Linked DNA regions of Homo sapiens: all the other regions are linked to region 1. A link is a loop called in an ENCODE intact Hi-C map of the cell type or tissue named here. Cell type or tissue: IMR-90. All regions are shown on one strand.

What was found. A loop is a pair of places that touch in the nucleus more often than their neighbours do. Peaks named below come from ENCODE experiments on the same cell type or tissue, not always from the same donor. Only the 100,000 strongest peaks of a DNase experiment are listed, where the experiment ranks them.
Region 2: it touches region 1 in a loop (2.4-fold over the local background); 2 of 110 quality-filtered maps call a loop at or near these places.
Region 3: it touches region 1 in a loop (5-fold over the local background); 5 of 110 quality-filtered maps call a loop at or near these places.

The regions. Positions count from the first base shown.
Region 1 is chr2:143,933,565-143,936,064 of GRCh38, forward strand. No RefSeq gene overlaps it. Among named protein-coding and RNA genes, the nearest start is that of QTMAN-AS1, 2.3 kb to the right of the region's middle. In IMR-90, no CTCF peak of the experiment used is centred here; a DNase peak (open chromatin) is centred at 1,537; H3K4me3 peaks cover 282 bases; H3K27ac peaks cover 1,649 bases.
Region 2 is chr2:143,801,064-143,803,563 of GRCh38, forward strand. No RefSeq gene overlaps it. Among named protein-coding and RNA genes, the nearest start is that of ARHGAP15-AS1, 26 kb to the left of the region's middle. In IMR-90, no CTCF peak of the experiment used is centred here; a DNase peak (open chromatin) is centred at 1,368; H3K27ac peaks cover 1,746 bases.
Region 3 is chr2:143,511,767-143,514,266 of GRCh38, forward strand. The region is part of intron 9 of ARHGAP15 (Rho GTPase activating protein 15); the gene reads left to right. Among named protein-coding and RNA genes, the nearest start is that of ARHGAP15-AS1, 260 kb to the right of the region's middle. In IMR-90, a CTCF peak has its summit at 1,507; a DNase peak (open chromatin) is centred at 1,495.

The DNA.
Region 1 (2,500 bases):
ATTTGGAAATGATGATGCTTGTAATGATTATGTCTTATCTCCTCCAAGCAATTTGGAAAGCTTTGTCTGATAAACCTCTTTTATCCCAGTTCTATCTTCTGCTATTCTTACCTCCCTTCCCCCTCCACTTTTTCCAATCTCCTTCCTCTTTATCCCTAACATTATTATTATTTTTTGGATTCACTCTTATACTCTGTACACACTTGAGCAATTACGTAGGAAAAAGGAGTCTGGCATTTTCTTATTGTAACCCAAAGAAAAACAAGCTTAAGCATATCTTGATAACATAAAAAGCCAATGGATTCATTTTTGGGGGAAAAAAATCTGACCAGAAAGAAAACAAATAGACTTTCAAAATATAACATTTAGATTGAAAAAAAAAAAGTATAATGGGTCAGTTTGTTTACTTAGAGAAGGTATTCTTAATGTTCTTAATTATGTATGAGTACATAATCTAGGTTGGTACAATTTTAGATGAAGCTGCTAAAACTAAAATGTTTGAGAAAACAGATATTGCTAAATAGTACAGAGAAACCACTTTATACAGCACCATTTTTTCATTGAACACTCAACTGAGAAGTAAAACATCCAGAACATGCCCAGTTTATTGGGAGTTTGTTTTCATATTTCTGCATGTGTTTATAAAAGCATTTCAAGATGTAGCTTTTTACTGATTCTACCTTGTTAAAAAATCAATCAAGCAACCATCATTTGCTAATAAATGTTTTTATCACAGCTTTCAAACCTTTTTCAAGACATCTGAGCTCATCTTCACTTCCTCCTTCTTGAAAAAGAGACCCCATGGTGTGACACTCTAAAACCACCTCTGGATTTAAAACTATGGCTGCCTGGAATTGAAGGCCCAGTTGCTGAGATTCCCTGATTTGCAAAGCAAGGGAGAGTTCCTAACTGAATAACTTGAGTTTGTAACTAAAAACAAAAACAAAAACCTGCTCATCTATTGCAAGTAAGTATACTCCCTTTGTTACATGGTATGCAATTAGATGCCTTTGAAATAAAAGGTAAGTTAAATCAGAAGTCTCGGGGACAAGAAAATACTATTTTAAAACAGGGAGTGTCAGATGTTTTTCAATTCAGTACCAAAGGGTATTTCACAGGTAATTTCTCAGGGCTGATGTTAGCTAATTATTAGCTACCATATCCTGCCTGCCATTCTTAGTGACTATCTCCTGGCAGAAAGACACAGCTAGGAGTGTTTTGTTTCATTTGTCCTTGGAGTTTTTATCAGCATCAAGAAGGTGGACTGAGCCAAAGTTAGAAGAATTCTGGAGCTAAGCAAAAAGCGACACGTTTAACAGCCCCCATTAATTGGGGCTGTTACATGATTAATTTGAGAAAAACAGAAGAGACCGATTTCTTTACAACTCACAGTTGGATGCAACGCACTAAAAGTAATCCTGTAAATTACATTTTAAATCTCCAACATATTCCGAGCAGATAAAATAGTGGCATGATTGACCAAACTCCTTTTAAAAGTACACATATTACGATGCATCATAGTTATAAACAGATGGTATTTGGCCTCCTTCCTATTCTCAACATTTGGAATTTCTAAACTATGTGAATTAAACAATAATATTTTATAAACATACAAGGGATTTTGCTCACTGCTTTGTTAACATAGAAATTATACAATGCTGACATTTATTTAAATTTTAAAAAGTAAACAACAGTGTGCATCGAAATAAAGCAAACTAAAATCAACATAGAGAAGTATGTTCTGTGTGCGTACTACCTACAATGGCACTGGCCTTTTAAAGGGAAGACATAATGGGTTGAAGAACAAATTGTAGCATAGATCGGCCTAATCCCTTGTACTCCAAGGCTCATTTAACACCTCTCTGTAAACAACGGATATTTATACCATAATTGGCTATTTGACCATCAGTGTTCATTTACTATGTAACCTGCTATTATGGAGTTAAAAGAAGCTCCCCTTCATTGGCTCGTCAGCTTTCAGAGTAGCGAAAGTGTCCTCGCAGTTTTAAAAACACTTACACAAACGGGAATCAGTCTGACACTTGTACTCAGAATGAGAAACATTATCATGATATCAATAAGTATATATTTATTCTTTGGGGGATATTATTGCCAGAAAGAAAAGGAAATATATTAGATCTGAGTGTCATTTCCTAAGATTCTTTTCTAAAATTATAGCTTTAACCCTTTAGCCGCAGTTTGGAAGGGAGACCCATCTGCTGATTTGATGTACTAAATAGAAGGCACTTGGTTTCCAAACACTATTCTCAGATTCGCAAAGTTGCGCTGTGATGAATAAATAATGAATCAGATATTTCAATCCGTTTTATGATTTTTGAAAGCCCTGATTATCATTGTTTACAGTCTCTTCTTAATGCACTTCCCATGCGTTCTTGTTCAGCCTTCCAAGAGTTGGTTTATGTAGGCCACCCTCTCCCAACCTCGCTTTACTTTTGGACTGCTCTCACGTGTTAACCCACCCGCTCACACCTTTAAACCA
Region 2 (2,500 bases), 130 kb before region 1:
AACCTCTGCCTCCTGGGTTTAAGCAATTCTCCTGCCTCAGCCCCCCAAGTAGCTGGGATTACAGGCATGCACCAACACACTCAGCTAATTTTGTATTTTTAGTAGAGACGGGGTTTCTCCATGTTGGTCAGGCTGGTCTCAAACTCCCGACCTCAGGTGATCCACCCACCTCGGCCTCCCAAAGTGCTGGGATTACAGGAGTAGCTGAGATTACAGGCATGCACCAACACACTCAGCTAATTTTGTATTTTTAGTAGAGACGGGGTTTCTCCATGTTGGTCAGGCTGGTCTCAAACTCCCGACCTCAGGTGATCCACCCACCTCGGCCTCCCAAAGTGCTGGGATTACAGGAGTAGCTGAGATTACAGGCATGCACCAACACACTCAGCTAATTTTGTATTTTTAGTAGAGACGGGGTTTCTCCATGTTGGTCAGGCTGGTCTTGAACTCCCAACCTCAGGGGATCCACCCACCTCGGCCTCCCAAAGTGCTGGGATTACAGGAGTGAGCCACCACGCCTGGCCTACAGCTTCCTATTGTTTCTAATTTCTGGGTTGCCTCACCATCACTTCATTAACACTTCTGTCATCTGTGTAACCAACTCCCTGTACTCAATTGCCTCTGTTTGAAAAACCTAGAGTGGCTTCTGTTTTCCTGCCTGGACCATGATTGACAGAATGATCTTGTTTAAAACTTCCTTCTCATGAACAGCATCCCTTTGAAAATATCCTCATGAGAAAATGACCACAGGAAATAGAAAAGAATTCCTGAAAGAAAAAGCTTTACACAAAGCTTTGACTATTCTCCCCCAATATGGCTATTTCTTTGTAAGTCTGCTACAAGGTTCTTTTAAAGTGACAATTAGAAGTCCTTGAACATTTAAATAGCTGCAACCTTCTAATCTACAAATTTTCTCTAAGTGATTTATGTTCTATTTAATTTGCTGCTAAAATTATATTTTTCATGTTCGTATTTAACATATCTTTGATAGTTTTGATGCAACACATACAAATTTCATCAGCAGTTTAGTATGGTAAAATAATTGTGTAACAAATTTTAAGGTTAAAAAAATGAATGGGGGCTATATTTTATGCCTGTGTGAGTTAAGAGATATATTTTGGATAGGAAAGGAAAGACATTCCCCCCACTCTCATTTTTTTCTATCCCTTCTTCTATCAGAAAACATGAACCAACCAGAATAGTCTTATTTGTAATTTGAAAAGAAGAGAACTGGGTAAATATTTAGCCTATCCTTAATTATCCTTTCTAATACTGAATATTTACATTTCTACATAGTTGGAATTTTCTCTCAGTGATTTGGCAACTATAAATTATCCTTGCCCTTCAGACTCCCGGGTTCCACCAGCAACACGTTAACAGTTGAGTCAGAAGTCTGCAGTTTCGTTATTAACAATGAAAACTGGTTTTAAACATGAATACCCTGACTTGCTGTTACCGCAGTTACTTTATATTTACATTTAAAAATATTAATACAAGAAGCCCTTTGTTGCTTGCTGATGCCAAAGTATCCAAGTTCCAAAAGCCCATTTTGAAAATCTCTTACCAAAATTCATTTAATACATCAGAAGTGCCCAACAGAGGGACATCATGGAAAATTGCCCATAGTTTTTAAGAAGTGAAAATACAGGCAGTCCTCATTTTTAATATGGAGGGTTGGCCAATCAACCATGGCTTTCCTCAAACAGTGACTTGATCGGACTCCATCTCACTAATAGGAAGCACCACAATTAGTGTTTCTAGCTTAATTTTTGCTCATCACCTTTCTTCCAGTGTATGTCCAAATAATATTTTGAATTTAATCCATGCCTGACAAAATCAGCCTGAGGTGAAGGACCTGGTCCATAGGGGTTTTCCCTGGGGCTAGAAAGATCTAAGAACTACTTCAGATAAAAGCCTCAGCTTCAAAGAAGCTGAGCAATCTAACTAGCAGTCCTGACACCTTCCCTTTGAAAAAGAGTGAGTGTTTTAGTTTGCTAGGGCTATCATAACAGAATACAACAGACTTGGTGGCTTAAACAACAGAATTTCATTTCCTCACAGTTCTGCAGGCTGGGAAATCCAAGGTCAAAGCGTAAGCAGGGTCGTCTTCTCCCTGTGTCGTCACGTGGTCATCCCTCAATCTGTGTTGTTTGTGTTTAATCACCTCTTCTTATAAGGACAAAAATGGATTAGAAGCTACCCTCATGACTTGATTTTACTTACTTACGTCTTCAAAGACCCTGTTGTCTTCAAATATAGTCACATTCTGAGGTACTAGGGGTTAGGGCTCAAACATATGAATTTCAAGAAGACACAGTTCAGCCCATAAAAGTGAGGTTGGAGAAATTTGTCTTTGCTGCCCTCATACTTGCCTTGTTGCAAACTTTTCCTCCCCTAGTGGTTCACTCACCCAGTAGTTTCATTCTTAAAGATCTTTTACTTTCAGTTCTACCAAAACTTTTGAATAGGATATGAAAAGCTCATGTTATATTATGACTTA
Region 3 (2,500 bases), 420 kb before region 1:
CATTGAATTGTCCTCCTTGGTGTATGAAACTCTAGGTGTATTAGATTTACAAATGGAGAGCAATCCTACCACAGCACTTAAATTCAACAATGACAGTGTAGTTAAATCTCTGATTTCCTTTCTTTGGACAGCACTATTTACTTTGCAAAGCCATGTGATGTGCATTATCATCTCTTCTCAATTATTTAATTCATTGTCTGTCAAGGGCTAATGTTGTAGTCTACATTCTTTCCACTGTAAATGACAGAAACTTGTCCAAACTGTAAAAGTCAGAATGGAATTTACTAGCTACTTAATTGAAGAGTCCAAGGGACAGGGATAGCTTCAGGCATGACTGGATCTAGGAGTTCAAAATGCTATCAAATATATTTGTCTTCCATCACTCAGCTCTGTTTTCCACTCTTCCAGAGGTGGCAGCATAGCGTCTAGAAGATCAGACTCATATCTTCATAGTTTAATATCTCTCATAAAAAGAGGGTTCCTCTCTCCCAGTAACATCAGAAAAAGTCTCAGGATTTACTTGACAGGATCCACTTGGGCCACATGTTCATGCCTGAACCAATTACTGTGGCCAAGAAGATAAAATGCATATTCGTCACTGGAGATGGAGAGGGTGGAGTCAACACTACCCAAAACAAATGGCAGCAAAATGAGAAAGGACCATCCCCAAGGGAATCTCAGGGTGTTCTTGCCAGAGAATAGGAGGATAGACACAGGACCAGCAAAACCAATTGATATCTACCATACTCTTCCTAGCCAGTGTCATCTGTAAGCAGTGGATCCCATTGAGCTATTTTGCCAGACCTGGTCCTGTTGTGACTGTAATCCCTTTCTTGAAACGTTTGTCCAATGCTACATCCATATTTTTGCCAGGTGTATTTGCTTGCAATAAACAGAAATTTACTCAAGAGTTCTATTAAAATGGGTGGGAGGGGATCTCATGGTATTTATGGAGCTCATGACATGGGTATGGCAAGTGCCATGGCAAGGATACAGAGTGCCTGGAGTAGGCACTGGAAAGTCAGGAGCTGAGTTGGATCTGTTCCATTTGCCTCTCCCTGCAAACTAGTTCCTGTGTCCGCTCATCTGCGGCACATAAGCATCTTCCCAAATTGGCTGTCCCAGCCCCCAGGGTTTAAGTGTAGGCAGCCTAGAGTTCTCATCCCTAGAAACAACCACCTCAGTCTCTCAGTATCCAAATTCTAAATTTTGTAGAAGAAGCGTTGCTTTGTTCAAGCTTGGGGCACATGGTGACCTTTGATGTAACCAAGTTCACCTGAGATACTAGGTTCTTGTACTCCAGAGCCCCACCTTCTTGGGTGAGTACAGCAAGTTTCAAGAGAGGCTATAAGTGAGAAGAACAGTTTTGGCTTTGCTGGTAACTGGGGAAAGCAAACATCTGCCCTCTAGCTAGTGAAATTCCAGATGTCTAGGCTCTTTACTCACCAAGACACCAATGGCAGTTTTTCCCTTGTGAGGGACTGGATGCACTTGCCTGGACCACCAGTAAGTGGCAGTAATGTACCTCCCCCACTTCCAACATTATAACCGCTAAAAATAATCAGCAGTGTACTTCACCCAGCTCCGTGGCAATAAAAAATACCCTGTAGCTGAAATTCTCTCCTATCCATCCCAATTCAAAATCCTCTTCCAGGTCTTATCTCCACTTATAACTAAGTAGTCCCCATATGCTAGCCTTTTCACCTCTAAAGTTCTTAAAATAGGAGTCTATTTGCTGTCTCTACTTCTTCACCTTCTCTTCAAGTCTTAATTACAACTATCTGCTTTTCAGTTTCACTCCTCTACTGAAACCATTTTTCTTAAGGTCACTCATATCCTGAAATTGCCAAAATCCAGCGAACATTTTTCATCTTGATCTCTCATAACCATTCTGCTGCATTTGAAATACTTTTCCTTAATGTCTAAATTCCATTTCCATTCTCAAGACCCTCAAGTAACTGCATCTCTGTCTTCTCCAGTCAAGCAAGGAACTTGGCAGTCACTTTTACCTGGTGGATCAGCTCACCTCCTACACCCACTTGCCAAACCCGACTGAATCACTCCTTCTTGCCATGACAGGTTTATTGTCTTAGTTCGGGTCCCCATCCTCCCTCCCCCAAGAGCCTAATGCTCTGTGACCTTTCACAAATAACTCAATATCTCTGGGCCTTAGTTCCCTCTTCTGTAAAATGAAGATGATGATAGTATACACGCTCAAAGGATTGCAGGTGCATGTGAGAATTAAATGTTAGAATATATAAAGTACTTTGAGCCCTGCTTGGCTTAGTGTAGTGTACAATAAACCCTCACTATTTTTTTACACGTATCTGCAATAGCATTAGTCATATTATGTTGTAGCTGCTTGTGACAGTTATTCTGTCCACCTAAACTGTAGGAGATGGTGCATCATTACATTTTCAGGCTGGCACACAGTGTCTGGCTTATAACCTGCATGAAATAGTTACTGAATGAATAAAGCAATCTTTGCATTATTTACAAT